4 separate regions of the Homo sapiens genome follow, and regions 1, 2 and 3 are each linked to region 4. Evidence: chromatin contacts called from ENCODE Hi-C or POLR2A ChIA-PET data. All regions are on one chromosome and are shown on one strand. Each heading gives the region's core, a stretch centred on a gene start or an enhancer-like site at or near the end of the contact. The rest is flanking DNA. Distances are from core to core; before and after follow the strand shown.

Region 1 (4,384 bases), core at 1,550-4,049, 1.1 Mb before region 4:
GATACAGCTTGGACTTGAACACAGAGTATGCAGAAGCTTGGATTTGAATGCTGATGGGGCCAATTACACAATTCATGCTCTTAATTATGACGGTCTACTCAAAAACTGGAAATAATGTTACTATGTCTGACTCAGAATATTATGCAGACATAAAATGATGTTTACAGGCTTTGTGGAGAGGGTTGGAGTGAGATGCTCGGGATCTGTGTATGGAATATGATCTCAGCTGTGGAAGGAAAGGACAGGAACCAGGGCCTTGGGGCAGCATTTGTCATGGCAATGAACTGGGAGCAGCCCAATGACCATCAATAAGAGGAGGCTAATAAAATGTGGAATTTTCATATAATACTAAAGTAGGACAGAACGAATAGATGAAGAGAGCCAGAGATTTTTCTGTAGAAATGCCCAACTCCCAAAGACTGGCTGTTAAGTAAAACAAAACCAAAAAACCAGCCAAGCAAAAACAAAGTTGCAGAATGATGTATTATAAACAATCCCATAAGACAATCTTTTTTCCATGGGCACACACGGCTAAGCTACAGTACAGCAAAGGGCTGGAGGGAGTAACTTAGAGGTGACTGAGGGGCAGGAGAGGCTCACGGTATTGACGACAGAAGCCTCTAAGATGGGAGTGTGGATTCTCCCCACTGCTCTTCCATATGTTTTAAGTGTTAATTTTTTTGGATGAGAAATTATTTCTTTTAATCAGAAAAAAAGATGGCAAAAACTAGGGGAACACTTCTCAATGTGGTTGGGAGAGTAGAAGAGACACACGTATGAAAGCATCCAGCGTGGTGGTGCTTGGTGCTGAAGGGACACCTTGTTTTCTATATAATGTGTCTGCTGGTGGACAAAGACCAGAGGTCATGTACAAAGGAGAGGAATGGATTGTGGGGGCAGCAGAAGAAATATGAAAAGCAACAAAAATCAAGTTAAGATAGGAAGGGGAAGAAGAACACAGCAAATGGCTAAATGAAATTCCACATTATTCCTGCAAACACCACTGGGAAGAAGTCATCTGTGACGCACAGCTTCTGTGCCAGGTGTAAGGACGTGCTTAATGAATGCCATTTAATGAAGAAAAAGGCTCTTATAAAACACCTGGCACAAGCAGGGTGCGGGAGTCACAGAGAAGGGGACCTTTGCTGCACCTGCTGGCATTTTAATAAGCACCTTCTAGAGCGCCCGCTCTCCAAGGCTGGTCAATGGTGTCAGAAAGAGGTCCCTGACCATTGCCCACACTTGCTGACAGTTTGGGGAACCTTATTTCTTAAAGACCATATGCTCAGGTATCGGATCACCCTGGAAGGTAATTAAAATGAATCATTTTCAGCTGGAAGGGCCTGACTAACACTCGAATCCTCCTCAATGACTTCACAGCCAGGATTCCTGCTCCAAGTCCCCTGTGTTTCCCAAGTGAGGCTCTGAATTACGATTGAGATCTGTGAAGACCCAGAGATGTGAGGAGATATTGTAATTCTTTCTTGTAACTTGTTTCCGCTAAAACAGAAAGTCAGTTATTTTAATCACTCTAGGCTCTAAAATATTTTCAGTTGTGGTTTTCTTTTCATATTGATTTTGGAGCCAACCTCAGGGAGAAACCACCATGCGCAAAGTTTACTATCATTTGTCACGGTCTGATGAGTCTCTTTTTTGTTTCGTTTTGTAATTGACACAAGCCAAGACAAGTAAGGTTTTGTAAAACTTAAAAGAGACCTATTTCCTCTACAGTTATATTCACTATCTTATAAACCTTCTATGCCCAGACCTAAAACTTAATTCCAAGTATTACCCAGTGAACACAGGCCCATGCCAGGGGAGCTGGACCAGTATCAACAGGCACACAAGGCCGCTATAATTAGGATGTGGCGACTGACTCAGCGCACTTTTTTTATTGTGCTCCTACTGTGTGCTAGGCACTGCCTGGCACCGAGACAGTTTAAGAAACCAAATGAAACGTGTATCTTCCCCTTTAGGAATTTATCCATAAGTCAACTGAAACACGAACATAAATCTCCTATATCACAAAGTAAAAGCTCTGAATATCAAAAGATAGGCCATAAAGGACAATATGGTTATATGCTTCAATTTTAAAACAGTGGCATGAAAAAGAAATAACTGGGTGTGGTGGCTCATGCCTGTAATCACAGCACTTTGGGAGGCCAAGGCGGGTGGATCACGAGGTCAGGAGTTCAAGACCAGCCTGAACAACATGGTGAAACCCCGTTTCTACTAAAAAATATAAAAATTAGCCGGGCGTGGTGGCGTGTGCCTGTAATCCCAGCTACTCAGGAGGCTGAGGCAGGAGAATTGCTTGAACCTGGGAGGTGGAGGCTGCAGTAAGCAGAGATCACGCCATTGCACTCCAGCCTGGGTGACAGAGTAAGACTCCATCTCAAAAAAAAAAAAAAAAAGAAATAACCAAAATAACAAACATCTGTTGAGAGTCTACTACAGGCCAGGCACTCTGTTAGGCCCTGGGAGGTATCCAGGGACATGGGAGCCATGGTCCCACCTGCAAAAAGAAAAGACTGTGGCTGGGGAGAAGAGGCCCGAGCAATGAAATAGTAATTCAAGAGTCTAGACAGTGGCCCAAGAGATGTCACAAAGCCAAGGATGGGCAACGGAGGCTCCGGGAGTCAGAGAGGTAGGAAATGGGATTTGACTTGCATGGCTGGGAGGGGCTTTCCAGGGAGGCCCGCGTGAAGGCTTTGTTCCTGGAATTTTCACTCCTGTAATTATTTAGGACTATGGCAGTTACTACTCACTGGGCACTTGCACCATTCCTCATGTTCATACACATCTCTAATGTAAACAACCCAGCAAGGGAAGTAGTACCCTATATGTGGGGGAAAAGTGGTTCAGAGAGGTTAAGTAACTCACCCAAAGTCACACAGCTGAAGAAAATGGCTGGGCTAGGATGTGCGTTCATGCTCTTTCCACCATGCCATGTTGCTTTACTGAGATGACACAGGGCACAAAGTAAGTGCAAACACAGACCTGTTCATTTTCCATTCAGGAAGCCCATTTGCCACGACCAATGCAACTCCAACCTACCAGGCTGACTGTAGAATGGGTTTTCCTCATGGGCAACACATACACACATGCATGCATGCGCGTGCATGCGTGCACACACACACACACACACACACACACACACAAAACCAAATCACTGTGCATTGGACAAGGGGAAAAAAAAGCTGCCACTGGAAGATGAAGGAAATCACAATTCCAAACTCCCCAAGTTCCTAAATGCATAAAGTACGTGCAGCTTGACGGCATATGGCAAATCAATTACTAGTTTAAATCTTAAAACAAAAACATGGCAAGTGTGGTGCAGAAATAATCAAGAACAACGGTTAGGTTTAGATTACAGTGGGCCACTAGAGTTTTGAATACAATTAATCATCATTCCAGGCAATGGGAAGCCATATTGACACTTATTCCTAATTTGAATATTTAATTAGGGTGAAGTTCTTCATCAAATTATCGCAGAACTGGGAGAAAGCCTGGAAGACTTACACAATTACTATCTTAACCCCTTCCCAGCTGCTCACCTGTGAACACAGCCATTCTAGTCCCAGCTCCGCAGGGGAGGTTGCCTGTGCCCAGTCTCTGATGCTGTGGGGTGCTGGAGGGGTGCTGGTGACTGGAGTTGCAACTGCAGCAGGCGGGAGCCACGTGGTGGCAAAGGAAAGGTCTAAGGGGATGCCCTGCTCATGCTTAGGCTAAGTTCTGCATTGAACCCTGGACACAGACAGAAAGCCAGCATGCATGGGTGCTCACTGGGCACCAGGGTGGTGCTTTCTGTGTCCCCCCCCAATTTAATTCTCATGACAAATCCTGCAAAGGAGGCATTTCTATCCCCATTTCACAGAGGAAGAAACAGGCTCAGAGAGTGATAAAACTCACTCAAAGTAACACCGCCTGTGAGTGGTGTAAAGAAGGCCCAAGGGACACACACACACACACACACACACACACACACACACACACACACACAGAGTTACTCACCAAAAGTGATGACAAAGAGAACACGCAAAGGCCCACAAAAATGTTTTCAAGGCTGTATTTTGGATCATCTGCACCGTGTGGCTAAATCAAAGGAAAACCAAAACCCAGGCCTCTTCAATCAGCATTCTAAAATTTAACTCTTGGGTTCAAAATGCATTACTGAGCCCCCCCCCACAATGGAAGTCACGATGCCGTTGTGGCCAGGGGCTCAGCAGAATGGTGGAGGTGGGGGCAGCAAAGCTCAAGGAACAGTCCCACAAGGCCGATTTGAGGCAAGGTGACAAGGTGGCCATCCAAACCCCGCAGAGTAGGACTCGAGAAGGTGGGCGCTGCGGGACAGGTGTCCTTGGGGAGGGGAATGTTTGCAACA
Region 2 (4,486 bases), core at 726-3,225, 1.6 Mb before region 4:
GAAAAGAAAAAGGAGGCCAGTGCTTCAGAAGGGGGAACAACAGAAGCAAAACCCAAGAAGCCGTAACTAACTCAGTTCTGCAGGGGACAGACTTGGAGAAGCAGAGAATAAGGTTCAGGTAGGTGGGGTGGGGCCAAACCACGGAGAGTCTTGAAAAGACAGGGTGGGCGGTGGCTGGACATACCGTGGCAGGCAAGAGGCCACTACTCAGCTTTGAACAGTGGTATAACTGCCGTGGCCTCTTAACTGATCTCCTGGCCTCTAGCTTCTTCACCAATGCCTTCAGTAGTTTCAACTTTGACCTAGTGTTTGAGTTGAGGAACTAGCCGCGGCCCACCTCTCCTCCTACTTCCCTCCTATATGAACCCTTCTCTGCCAGGAGACTGGTCTATTCACTAACTCCATAGGATCACTGGGCCTGATTCCTCTTTTCCTATCTGAATGCTACTCATCCTTTAACACCCGGCTCAAATCCCGCCCCTCACTAAACCCTCCCTAACCACTCGGCCTACAGTGACCTCCATCTCTCCTTCTTAATTCTACAGCACACAGCCTTGTCTCATCAAAATTACCTTTTCATAAGTAATGTCTCAGCACCCTGTGTAAAGCTGCCTGGAGACTGTAAGTGTGCCTTCTACTACTTTCCCACCACATGGAACAGCATCTTGCCATTTAATAAGCAAGCAAGCACTCAACTATTTTTTGACTTCCTATAGTAAGTTTGGCTTTAGCATAAAGGAAGGATGGGGGAGGGGGGAACCTCTGGAGTCAGCGACCAGCTTAGAAGCTGTTGCAATAATCCAGATGTGAAGCAAAGAGGGCCTGGACTAGGGAACAAAGAGAAAATGGGCAAATATAAACAACAAAAAATTCTGCATGCAAAAACTCGGCGGAATGTGATTAACTACTACTAGGGACAAAAGCAAGGGATGAATGAGGATTAAGGTGAGGTTTAGAAAACGCTTCTTGAAATCATTTTAAAGCCTGTCTGAAACAAAATGCAGTAAGTGGCTTAAAAAGTCCACACTGACAAAGTCTTCAGCGAAACTGCCCAGTATCTTGAATCAGGGACAGCCCTTCCAATTTGAGACATACACGGAATGGCAGAGCCAGAAGGGTTCTTAGAGAGTTAAATGAAACCCTCAATGATCACATGGGGAAACTGAGTCCTAGCATGGAAGGGGCTTGCGGAAGGCCTCAAGACAGAGACTCCCAGACGAGTGCCGCCCTGAAAGCACAGCCACTTGGCCTAGAAGGGCACTGTTTACAACCCCGGTCAGCCCCAGCCCAGCCCTCCGCAATGGCAGGACCAACTGAGCGCGAGTGGCCACGGAGACGTCTGGGGCCAAGCGCAACCCGTCGCCGCCGCCTGTTTACCTGGAGGAAGGCGGTGGCGTGAGGCAGCGGCTCCGTGGCAGCCACCCGAAGGGCCGACCCCTGGCCCGGCCGGCTCTCCAGGGAACTCAACCATCTGCCCTCCCTCCCCGTACAAAAGGGAGCGCCCCCAGGGCTAGGGGCCCGGAAGCTGGGGATCCCGAGACGCCCCGGGCGGAGGCTGGGAGCCCAGGGCAGCTGCCCGAGCGCGACCCTCAGCCGGGCCAGCGGCGCCGGGACTCCAGGACCGAGCACAGCTGGCCCCTCGGGGACGCGCGCCTGACCCCAGCAGGTGCCCGGGGCCTCCGGACCCCGCCCGGCCTCGGCTCCCGCCCGCGCCGGCCGCCTGCCCGCGGGACTGACCAGGCGCGGAGGCTCCCGCCCCGCCGCGCCCAGAGGGAGCCGGACAGCGGCCCGGGGACTGCCCCCCGCCCCGCCTGCCCCGCCTGCCCCGCCCGCGCCTAGCCCGCTGCTCGCCGCCCCCGGCCAGCGTGCCTCACCTGTCCAGAGCGCCGCGCTCACATCGCCCGCCCGCGGCGCCCCCTCCGCCGCCGCCGGCGCCAGGCCAGTCCCCGCCGCTCCGGCTGCCGCCCCAGCCCGCGCCCCCCGCCCCCGGAAGCGCTTCCCGGCCCCGCCCCCTGGACGCCCGCGCTTCCGGGCAGGCGCCAACCCGGGTGGTGGCGTTGCGCGGCGGACCTCTAGCCAGGGCCCGGGGTCCTGAGTCCCGCCCGGTTGTCGTCCCAGAGCCTCGCCGCGGGCTAGCGGCAGCCTTGGTCTGGACCCCGGAGTCCCGACTCCGGGAAGCGGCGTCGGCTCTGCCTTCAGCCCGCGCTCTCCTCGGCGCCCCCTGCTGGCGGGAGAAGGGCGGTGCAGTGGGGCGCGTTTCAGGGGCTCCCGGAATCGAACGGGTGGGAGAGAGCCCAGGACCCTCGACCCCCCCAGCACTGGGGGGCCTGCCCCCAGCCCAGCCCTCCCTTCCAAGACCCTCCCTCCTGCATCTCTTCAGGCGCATGCCACGCACCCGAGCTGCTCCTGGCAGGGCAGCTGAAGGCAGCAAGGTGCAGTGGTTAGCAGCAGGGCTCTGGGGACCTGTCATAGGGGGTCTCTTGACTTACCACCTTGGGCAGGTTTTCTCTCTCTCAAAACGGAGGTGGCTCCCGCCTGTAATCCCAGCACTTTGGGAGGGCGAGGCGGGAGGATCACTTGATCCTAGGAGTTTGAGACCAGCCTGGGCAACATAGGGAGGCCCCATTTAAATTTTTAAAACTTAGCCAGGCTTGGTGGCACATGCCTGTAGTTCCAGCTATTGGGGAGGCTGAGGTGGGAGGGTCGCTTGAGTCCGGGAGGTCGAGGCTGCGATGAGCCATGATCGTGTCACTGTACTTCAGCAGTGGTGAAAGAGCAAGACCCTGTCTCAAAAACAAAACGGAGGTGAAAATTCCCAACTCACTGTTATAAAACCCATGTCACAGAGCATGCCTCAAAAAATGTGCATTTCCAGACCCTTGGGGACACCCCAGTCTTCAAACCGTTGGGTGGGAGTGGGAGCCTCACCCAGCGTTTTCCTCCCAGCATTAGACCAATGTAACACTCTTTGAAGAGCTTCCCTTTGCATTTTGGTGGAGTCAGTAGTTGTGGCAGAGGTTTATTTTCCTTTTTCTGGCTTTGTAATAAAAATAAACTAGGAGGCAAAGATACCAGCTCCTCTTCAGGATAGAAAGCTGCTGAGACTTCCTGATGTTACTTCATCCTTTGCAAGCAGGAACTGTCTCTCCAGGATCTGTCCAGTGGTCATCCTCCAATAGCAACAGCTACCCTTTGTCAAACACTCCATGCAGGGCACTGTGTAGACACTTGACAGCCATGACCTCATTTAACACAACCTAAGGAGGTGGCGATCTATTCCCATTTTAATCCAAGAGGGAACTGAGGCTCAGAGAGGTTGAGTGACTTATCCAAAGTCACACAGCTAGTAAATGGCAGACTTGGGATGAACTCCCTTGTCTCTCTGACTTCTTATAGCAACAGAACATCCAAGCATAGGATTTTAGGCAACCTGCCTATAACTGCAGGCACCTGGGCAGACAGGTAGTCTCGCTCTTGAATTGCTATTGCACTTGAGTTGTTTTCTTGAGATCTGTCCCCAAGGGTGAGATACGTGTGCACCCAGGGCACAGGAATACATCATCTTGTCAGGTTTCCTCCGGACTGCTGAGCTGATTCTTATGCCCAGAGGTTTTCCTACAGATCAGCCTTGGGCCTCATCATTTTAACTGATTTTTGCTAAATTCGTTGATAAGAGTTAGGGTCTTCTTGGCTGTGACACAATATTTGCATATCATTAAGTACTATAAAGACTAAAATAGTTCCTGAGTTTTTGACCCTCCTCTGCCAAGTGTCTCAAAGTTGTTGGCCCTCTGTCTGTCCATTGGATGCTGGGTATTTCCCTCATAGTTTATATTTACTCTCCCACCTAACTGGGTCACCAAACTCATCATTTATATATTTTTCCAGCCCCTTGCTTTTTTCGTTCTTGTTGTTTAGCTGATTGTCATGGTCTCTACTAATTTTAGTTAAAAAACTGTCACTCCTCCACAGTTGAGGTGCATATGTGTTTCTGTTTTCCCATAATCTTTGTGGCAGTTTTAAATGATTTAACTCGTTAGCTCCCTTGAAATCAAGAAGTCTAGGGAGTGATGTACAAGTCTCATTTTAATTTATTCCACACTTACCCATTTTCCTCAGCAGCATTTATGAAATGATCCAATTCACATTTTGTTGAAGTTTGGGGTTGCCCTTCAATCCACAGTTAAGAAGGAGTTTTCTGGCCAGGTGGGGTGGCTCATGCCTGTAATCCCAAACACTTTGGGAGGTTGAGACAGGAGGATCACTTGAGTCCAGGAGTGTGAGACCAGCCTGGGCAATATAGTGAAACCTCATCTCTACAAAAAAGAAAAAAAAAAAAGCTGAGTGTGGTGCCACGTGGCTGTGGTCTCGGCTACTTGGGAGGCTGAGGTGGAGGATCGCGTGAGCCCTGGAGGTCAAGGCTGCAGTGAGCCATGATCACCACACTGCACTCCCGCCTGGGCATCAGTGTAAGACCCTCTCTTAA
Region 3 (4,125 bases), core at 799-3,298, 1.9 Mb after region 4:
TAATAAATAAATAATCATTGAGATATCTTACTTTCTTCCATACTAAGTCTTCAAAATCCAGTGTGTATTTCACACTTGTAACACATCTCAGTTTGGAACAGCTGCATTTCAACTGCTCAACAGCCACATGTGGCCAGAGGCTACTGCACTGGGCAGCACAGTGCTAGACTATAAACTCCATGAGGGCAGGGACCAAGCCATACCCACAATTATTAAATCTAGCATCTGACACAGAGTGGACACTCAAGAAATGTTTGTTGACTGACTAGCTGAATGAAAGAATGAATGAACAAATGAATGAAGGAATGAACAAATGATCTAAGGCCTTCTCAGATCTGAAGCCACACTCCCAGCACAGGCCATGGGAAGGGCATGGAGATGAATTCCAGCCCCACCTCTGCACCCACTTCTCTGAGTGACTGTAAGTACCTCCACTTTTGGGGCCTCAGTTTCTCCAGCTGGTCAATGGCTGGGGGGCTGGACTCTTGTGATTTTTCTGGGCTCTCACTAGAGGACTTTACCCAGAAGATGGGAGTTGGGCCCTCGGTGAAGTTCCCTCCTCCATGCCACCCCATCACCCTACTCTCCCTCCACCTGTAAGATAGGAGATCTCAGGAAAGGCCTCCAGGTGGCCTTCTGTACAGAGTGGAGCCACACCCAAGAGGGGAAAGCTGAGGCAAGGCTTGGTACCTTGGCACAGGCAGCAAGGCCAGGGTGGGGGTGCTGAGGCTTGGCCTCCTCCCTCCAGCATCATCACCCCCACACCTCACATTTGTTCAGAGTTGAGAAGAGAGCAGGGCGGGGCTTATCCTTTCAGTTCTGCAGAGAAGGATAAAAGAGACCGAGAGACATGCCAAGACCAGTCTGAGGTCACATGGGGGGCATGACAGAACTGGCTACTGCCCTAGACCTCTGTTTTTCTCATATGAAAAATGGATACAAAATGTGTCGTCATCCTATCAAACATCAATGCCTCAAATCCAAGCTCCACTACTTAACAGCCCTGTGATCTTGGGCAAGGTTTACCTGGCTGTGCCTCAACATCCTTATTTGTAAATGGGTATCATAATAGTGGCAACCTTGCGGGGTTGTTGAACCATTAATGTGTGAACGTATGTAAAGCGCTCATAAGAATATCTAGGACACTGTGAACGCCATATGAGTGATAGATATTATTATCAGCCTTTATCACAGAGCTGTACTGCAGTTTAAATAAAGGAAGAGGTGTGACCAGGGTTTGCAAACTCTGAAGTCCCCTCTGGAGAGGTAAGCACCTTTTGGCTGCAAAGAATGTTGCAAACTATAAAATGCCGTGTGACTTGCAAAGCACTTTGTAAATGTTGCCGCAGTGAGGAGGCTATTGTAGGTTAGCCTTTCATAATCCAAAAAGCACTTCAAAATCATAAATCACTTTGGGGACCGAAGAGCTCTTTGTAGGGGCTTTCTAGACTGTTGAGTGCTGTGCAAGTCAGAGACAAGTGGCCTTTCAAAGACATGAGCAAGAAGCCGGGGGGGAGTGGGGAGAGAAAGAAACCAGCCCCAGAGAATAAAAACAGCAGTCGTTTTCCTCTGCTCTCGTCACCTCCCGTGCCAGCCAGTGCAGAGAAATTCCAGCAGATCTGCAGATTCCTGCGATTCTGTGCTGAGGCCAGGGAGGCCTCCCTGCATCGCTGACTCAGCCAAACGAGAGGGTGTGAGTTAAGCAGGAATCAGCTCCATCTTCCTTGCTTCTGTGCCTCTTCTTTTTTCTTCCTTCTGCCACAAAGGCAATGAACCTGACACCATTTAAAGATTTCCCTCTTTGGCCTCCTGATGACCTTGCCCTGAGGCCCAGACTTGGGCCTGCTCTGGAGACCCAGCCTGGGATGTCTGCCACCCCCATCATGGAAGGAGTAATAGGGCTGTGAGGGCAGAGGGCAGGTGGGGCCAGGCAAAGACCCTGGGCTCCAATCCCAGTTCTGCTATTTCTCATCTATGACCTCGGGCAAGTTCATTTACTTCTCTGAGGCTGAGTCCCTCAGCCATAACATGGGGTTGACAATGCTCATCTTGTGTGTCATCGTTAGGTGGCCTGGTGTGCATGCAAGTTCTGTCCCTTCCTCTAACTGTAGGCATGAGGGCCTTCTGATAAGGGAGAAATAGATACCAAGGCAGCTTCTACAGTGTAGGGGCTTTGAGCATGAGTTTTCAAATCATAAAAACTTGGGTTCAAATCCTGGCTCTGGCCAGGCCCGGTGGTTCACGCCTGTAATCTCAGCATTTGGGGAGGCTGAGGCAGTCAGATCAGATCACTTAAGCCCAGGAGTTCCAGACTAGCCTGGACAACATGGCAAAACCTAGTCTCTATAAAAAATTTAAAAATTAGTTGGGCATGGTGGCACACTCCTACAGTCCCAGCTACTCTGGAGGTTAAGGATTAATGCCTACAATCCCAGAGTAGCAGGGAGGATCGCTTGAGCCCAGGAGACGAAGTTTGCCATGAGCCAAGATCACACCACTGCACTCCAGCCTGAGTGACAGAGTGAGACCCTGTCTCAAAACAAAAAACAAAACAAACAAACAAAACTTCTGGCTGTGCAACAAACCAGCTGTGTGTCTTTAGGCAGGTCATATTACCTTTCTGAGCCTCTATTTCCTTGACCCATAGGATGAGCATAATAGTCTATCTTGTAAAGTGTTTACAAGGACTTGAGACATGATGCATATGGCATGTGTGGCACAAAACCTGGCACACAATCACAGCTCAATGAATGGTCACGATGATTCCCCCACCTCCCCAGGCTAGTTTGACAGTCTCATTGTATTCCATCATATCACACACGTCTCCTTCAGGTGTTTCCTCATGCTTTCAAGTAATAGATTAAAAGCTTCTGGACCCAGCCAGAACCTGCCACCCCTGCTATTTCTGCAAACCCCCCTGAGATCCCTTTTCCACAGCTCACTCTCCTCTACTCATATCTCTATCTGCAATATGTCAACCTCAATGTGAAACTCAACTCCTTCTTGAGCCTGTCACAAGCCAGGCATGAACAATACATCCTCTGCTATAGATTTCATTAACGGGAGAGGGGTCTACACTGCAGCCTCTCTTCCCAGGAATTGTGGTGAACATAGTCATCTTCGTCCAGTTACAACCATGGGTCTGTATACCCCTTGAGGGATGTGGCTACGTGCCTTGTTCGCTGTTGCTTCCCCAACACCCAGTGCAATATCTGGCCCCCAAGAGGCAGATCTAAAACACGCGGTGAGTAAATTAATATACGACAGGGAAAGACGCTCTTGAGCTGGGGGAGAATCATGTGGTTGTCCAGTGCCCTCAGCTCTCAGGTCAGTTTTGTGGCAAGGGGACAGATTTGGTCCCCGCTGCAGTCAGGAAGAGGCTGATACTGATGTGTGTCCATTTCAGACCTCAGAAATAACCACCTGCCCAATACAGTCTTGGCCTTTTCAAGGTTCATGTGCCTATTAACACTTGGGGATCCTTCTTCACCCTCAGGTCTGATGCTTTCCCATCAGCAATTGTCACCAAGAGTGACTAAGACACAGGACAGTGGTTCCCCAAACCAGCTGCACATCAGAAGCCCCTGGGAAGCTTTGGAACACCAGAGCCACTTGGAGGTCAGGTTCCCCCGAGATCCTGATTCAAATGGTCTGGTGTGGGGCCTGATAATTGATTTGTTTAAAAATCATAGCTGATTCAAAATTATATCACTGACGGCCAGGCGTGGTGGCTCATGCCTATAATCCCAGCACTTTGGGAGGCTGAGGCAGGTGGATCACCTGAGGTCAGGAGTTTGAGACCAGCCTGGCCAACATGGTGAAACCCTGCCTCTACTAAAAACACAAAAATTAGCTGGGTGTGGTGGTACGTGCCTGTAATCCCAGCTACACAGGAGGCTGAGGCAGGAGAATTGCTTGAAGCCAGGAGGCGGAGGTTGCAGTGAGCCGAGATTGTGCCATTGCACTCCAGCCTGGATGACAAAGCAAGATTCCATCTCAAAAAAGAAAGAATAAAGAAAAAGAAAAAAAATCACTGAGGCAGAGAAAGGTACTTTTTGTTTTGTTTTGTTTTGTTTTTTAACAAATGGGTCTATGAATGCCTGCGGGCTTTCCATCTAAAGCCCT
Region 4 (4,677 bases), core at 273-2,772:
CCTCCCAAGTAGCTGGGATTACAGGCATGGGCCACCACACCCAACTAATTTTTGTATTTTTAGTAGAGATGGGGTTTCACCATGTTGGCCAGGATGGTCTCGATCTCTTGACCTCAATGATCCGCCCGCCTCGGCCTCCCAAATTATTTCAGGAGTTCTTAATCTTTTTGTGCACGGACCTCATTGGCAGTTTGGTGAAGCCTATGGTCCCTTTCTCAGATTTCTTTTAAGTGCATAATTAAATACATGTGATTACAAGGGAAACCAATTATATGGAAATATTAGCAAAACAACAAACTAATATGGTCATAATATATGTACAGCCTTATTATCACATTAAATAACAATGTCTAACGGCGGGTCTAGTAACACCAGAAATTCAAAGAAGTGTTAACCATAAATGATATTCTGAGCTATCTGCAACTGTAAACATGATGCAAAAATATCCGTAATTTTTATTGATCACAAAGTCATAGGCGCTGCTAATGCTACTCTGGCTTGTTGTCCACATTCGTAACTGAAGGAAATAATAAGTTTCAGTTAGCAGTCAATAAAAATAATGATGTCATTTTATCCTCCTTCTAGTGAAAGGACCCTTCTAATTCTATCCATCAATGAACTCCAGTTTAAAACCCCTCTCTAGTTCAAAGTCCTGCTCAGAACTGATTTTCGTCATAAATTTAAAAATAAAAACACTGATTCCTCCTTTGACCTAGTTCTCATCTGAACCTATCACTATGTCTCCCTGTTTTTATGCACATTTATACACAGAACCCTGGGTGTACTTCTGTGGTTTGCCTAGCCAGCACTCACTACAATTTTGCCAGTCAATAAAAGGTGAAGTTAAAAGAAAAGGGATGGAAACAACCAACAGCTCCCTCACTTTCAGACCTCCGACAGCAAGTGGAAAGATGCCAAGTACAGTGAGTGTCTGTGTTAGGTGGGCTGCCCCCAGACCCGTGTGTCCAGCTTGTCAAGCTTCCCTGCAGCACGATATCTTTATCAGCGACACTCAGAAGACATTCCATTTCGTTCTCGCCTCCTATACTCAGTTCCCTACCTGCCGGGCCTCTCGTCTCTGGCCCCCACCCGAGGCCGCCCCGCGGTCCTCCTGTCCCTTCCCATCCCATCCCCCACGCGTCTCTCCCTCTCCTCAGCCCCAGGCCGCCCTGGCTCCTGCGCGCCGCCACATCTCTCCCCTGGGTCTAACCCAGTGTCCCCCGACCCCCACCTCGCCCGACACTGACGGGAAGAGCCCAGGACCCCGGGGTCAGTTGGACCTGACGGCCGGGCAGTCAGAGACAGGCTGCGGCCCTAGGCCGGAGCAACCCGGCCGCGAGGCAGGGAGCCGCTCACAGCCCGCGGACTAAATCGGGACGCGTACTCACCAAGGGGGTCATGCGGGGGAGGACACGGAGGACTCTGTCGGACCGCCACTCGGCCTCGGAGCCGTCGCCCTAGCCGGTGACTGCCCCCGCCGCCGCTGCCGCCACCTTCGCCACTCGCCTGTTGGCTTCCCTGCGTCCTGCAGCGGCGCTGCCGCCACGCCAGCGCGCGTGCGCAGCGCCGCGGGGGCCTCTGGGAGCTGTAGTTCCGCCCGGGCGGCTAGGGGCTCCCACTTCCGCCTTAGGCAGCCCTAGGTCAGCTGCCCCCTGAGGCTGTCGTGGGTGTCCGGGTCCGGAATCGTCTTCCGGAAGGCTGTTCACCAGGCCTGGGCCCTGGTTTCCGCCTGCAGTAATGCTGGACGTGAAGAATCCGACTGAGCAAGTATGTGTAAAGCAAAAATGTAGAGCGTTTTATGCTTTCTGTGACAACGCTCAGTTGCCCAGGACACATTATTCGCATGAATGACTCTCTCTCTTCTCTGTTTCTCTCTCACACGTACGCACACACTACTTACAAACCTCCCTTCCCTTTTTTTTTTTTTTTCGAGACGGAGTCTGGCTCTGTCGCCCAGGCTGGAGTGCAGTGGCTCAATCTCGGCTCACTGCAAGCTCCGCCTCCCGGGTTCACGCCATTCTCCCGCCTCAGCCTCCCAAGTAGCTGGAACTACAAGCGCCCGCCACCACGCCCGGCTAATTTTTTGATTTTTAGTAGAGACGAGGTTTCACCGTGTTAGCCAGGATGGTCTCGATCTCCTGACCTCGTGATCCGCCCGCCTCGGCCTCCCAAAGTGCTGGGATTACAGGCGTGAGCCACCGCTGCCGGCCCCTCCCTTCCCTTTTGTTCTAAGTGCCATTAATTGGTTTGGATGGTATCTGGATTTTCAGTGTAAAACCTGCCTTCCCACTTCTCAGTTTCTAAAATCTTGCTTATCATAAACTTCACCATGCAGTTATTTTAGGTAAGTCAATAAATGAACTGTCTAATAATTTTTGTAACACCATAACTCATATATTCAGAGGTCAAGTTAGCTGAGTTGAACAGTCTAGAAACCTTAAAATTGGAAGATACCTGCTTAAAGGTCACTAGTGCAACTGTTGCCCAGGCAGGAATTCCCTCCTGTACATTCAGCCAGATGGTCATCTTCCTGTTCAACAGTTCAAATTTCAGGGAGCTCACTCCCTCAAGTAATGCAGCCTGCTCCACTGTTGGACAGCTCTAAATGTTAGAAAGTTCTGCCTCCTGCTGAGCTGAAATCTGTTTCCCTTTATTTCCTTCCATTGCTGGTAGTTAGGCTGCCTGGAGCAATACAGAATGTCTTCCACTTGACAGATCTTCAAAAAATTGAGAACAATGATTATATCCTCCAATACTGGGAGTCTCCAGGCAAAAAAAGGAAAAAAGTAATAATCATTTCCCCAGCTATTTCAAATGTCAATCAACTCCCAAACTGCTTTCTATCTACTCACCTCTCTTGATGTCACCTTTAGGGGCATGGTGGCATATGCCTATAATCCTAGCACTTTGCGAGGCCAAGGCAGGAGGATTGCTTGAGCCCAGAAGTTCAAGACCAGCCTGAGCAACATAGTGAAACCCCAACTCTACAAAAAATACAAAAATCAGCGAGGCATGGTGGCTTGCACCTGTAGTCCCAGCTACTAGGGAGGCTGAAGTGGGAGGATCACCAAGCCCAAAAAGGTCAAGGCTGCAGTGAGCTGTGATCATGCCACTGAACTCCATCCTGGGCAGCAGAGTGAAACCTGTCTCAAAACAAAACAGCAACAACAACATTGACAGAATTGCTTCATATTTATTGCCTTGTTTTATGACTACATAGGTAGTAATAGAACCACCTATGGTAGGCTGGTCAGATGTTATTGCTATCGTGCTGCCATTCAACTCATTCAGGAATTCAATCAGCTCTGTTACAAGACATTACTCAATGCACCGCTGGCATGAAATAAGCAAGAGGAGGCCGGGCGCAGTGGCTCACGCCTGTAATCCCAGCACTTTGGGAGGCCGAGGTGGGCGGATCATGAGGTCAGGAGATCGAGACCATCCTGGCTAACACGGTAGAAACCTGTCTCTACTAAAAATACAAAAAATTAGCCGGGCATGGTGGCAGGCGCCTGTAGTCCCAGCTACACGGGAGGCTGAGGCAGGAGAATGGCGTGAACCCGGGAGACGGAGCTTGCAGTGAGTGGAGATCGTGCCACTGCACTCCAGCCTGGGCGACAGAGCGAGACTCTGTCTCAAGAAAAAAAAAAAAAGAAAAGAAATAAGCAAGAGGATACAATTTACAATCTAGGGTAGGATGAAACTGCCACAGATTAAGGATCATCATAATAAGCCAAGGTACAAAGCATTCTGAGATTCTCAGAGAGAATGGCCTTTTCAAGTTGAGGGTTCATGACCTTATGGAAGAGGTGACAGTTAGGAGTTACTGGATGGCTGGATTTCAAGACAAGAGATGGCATTCGTGGACTGCTAAGGAAGAACTCAGCCTTAGCAAAACCACATTCACAGTGGGCTCTGGAACACTGCGTCTGGGTAGGCTGGAGCACCCAGGCCAGGGAGGAAGGGAAGGAGAGGCCCCAAAAGTTGCAAAAGAATCTTCAGGGAAGCTGCATTGCATGTGAGAAGTAAAAAAGGAACTAGAATGGTCAGTTAATCTTCTGAGCCCTGTTCTGTCACCTACAAATGAAGAACTTGAACTAACAAGCAATTTTCTTTTTTTTTTCCAGTCAGCACACTCAAGGAATTCAAATCTCCTGCTAGAACTATGGATCACTACAACAGTGATTCTTGGGAAATATGGAATAGGTATTATTTTCATCCCTTTTACAAATGGGAAAGTAAACTCAAGAGGTGAAAATTTGCTCAAAATCAATAAGTAGTACTCACTGAGGGCAGATCACTGTCTCCCTAGAACCTGGCATACTGCCTAGAATGTAATGTTTGTTTTTTGTTTTTTAAATGAATGGATGAATACACAGTAAACTCTGTCCAAAGCCCCTTTCTTTCCATACACAACTCAGTCTTCCCTGACATAGAAGGATATGAAGTTACTTGTTCATGGTCACAAAATTCATACTGGACCTTGTGTAGAGTTTAGTTCTTCAGCCTCCCAACTCCATACTCTATTAAACTACTCTGCCTTAGAATCGCAAAACATTTTTTTTAATGTTCTTTTTCCTTCTATGTGTACACAGCCAGTCTTAGAAGTAAGCCAAGAAAGCAGATGCTATGGCCAAGTGATTTAAGGGGCCTCTGGCAAGTATTTCTGGACAAAAA

Evidence for each region. A loop is a pair of places that touch in the nucleus more often than their neighbours do. ChIA-PET counts read pairs that join two places held with the same protein, here RNA polymerase II (POLR2A). Pooled maps may share reads with other maps.
Region 1: a loop to region 4 is called in a pooled map, with 17 times the contacts of the local background. The contact joins the promoter of NRON here to the promoter of GAPVD1 in region 4. A Hi-C loop is called at or near these places in 6 of 50 pooled maps.
Region 2: a pooled map shows a loop between it and region 4 (4-fold over the local background). The contact joins the promoter of ZBTB34 here to the promoter of GAPVD1 in region 4. A Hi-C loop is called at or near these places in 1 of 50 pooled maps. POLR2A ChIA-PET finds 5 or more read pairs at or near these places in 3 of 52 experiments (A673, IMR-90 and activated T-cell).
Region 3: a map with no recorded cell type shows a loop between it and region 4 (5-fold over the local background). The contact joins the enhancer-like site here to the promoter of GAPVD1 in region 4. A Hi-C loop is called at or near these places in 1 of 37 single-sample maps with no recorded cell type and 2 of 50 pooled maps. POLR2A ChIA-PET finds 5 or more read pairs at or near these places in 1 of 52 experiments (OCI-LY7).

What each region holds. Positions count from the first base shown.
Region 1 is chr9:126,408,919-126,413,302 of GRCh38, reverse strand. NRON (non-coding repressor of NFAT) reads left to right here and starts at 2,799. Exons shown (of 1, transcript NR_045006.1): 1 at 2,799-4,384. The region is part of intron 6 of MVB12B (multivesicular body subunit 12B); the gene reads right to left.
Region 2 is chr9:126,858,128-126,862,613 of GRCh38, reverse strand. It overlaps ZBTB34 (zinc finger and BTB domain containing 34), which reads right to left and starts at 1,975. Exons shown (of 2, transcript NM_001099270.4): 1 at 1,875-1,975. RefSeq lists silencers at 1,457-1,676, 1,787-1,836, 1,847-1,926, 1,957-2,356 and an enhancer at 1,035-1,832.
Region 3 is chr9:123,333,299-123,337,423 of GRCh38, reverse strand. LOC124902266 (a long non-coding RNA gene) reads left to right here. Exons shown (of 2, transcript XR_007061760.1): 2 at 1-23. Among named protein-coding and RNA genes, the nearest start is that of CRB2, 21 kb to the left of the region's middle. Within about 2 kb of position 2,048, at least 7 of the 41 ENCODE cell types and tissues checked have a DNase peak (open chromatin) inside an H3K27ac peak, as active enhancers do; they include OCI-LY7, where a contact is called at or near this core.
Region 4 is chr9:125,258,671-125,263,347 of GRCh38, reverse strand. GAPVD1 (GTPase activating protein and VPS9 domains 1) reads right to left here and starts at 1,522. Exons shown (of 28, transcript NM_001282680.3): 1 at 1,389-1,522. RefSeq lists silencers at 1,376-1,505, 1,444-1,625.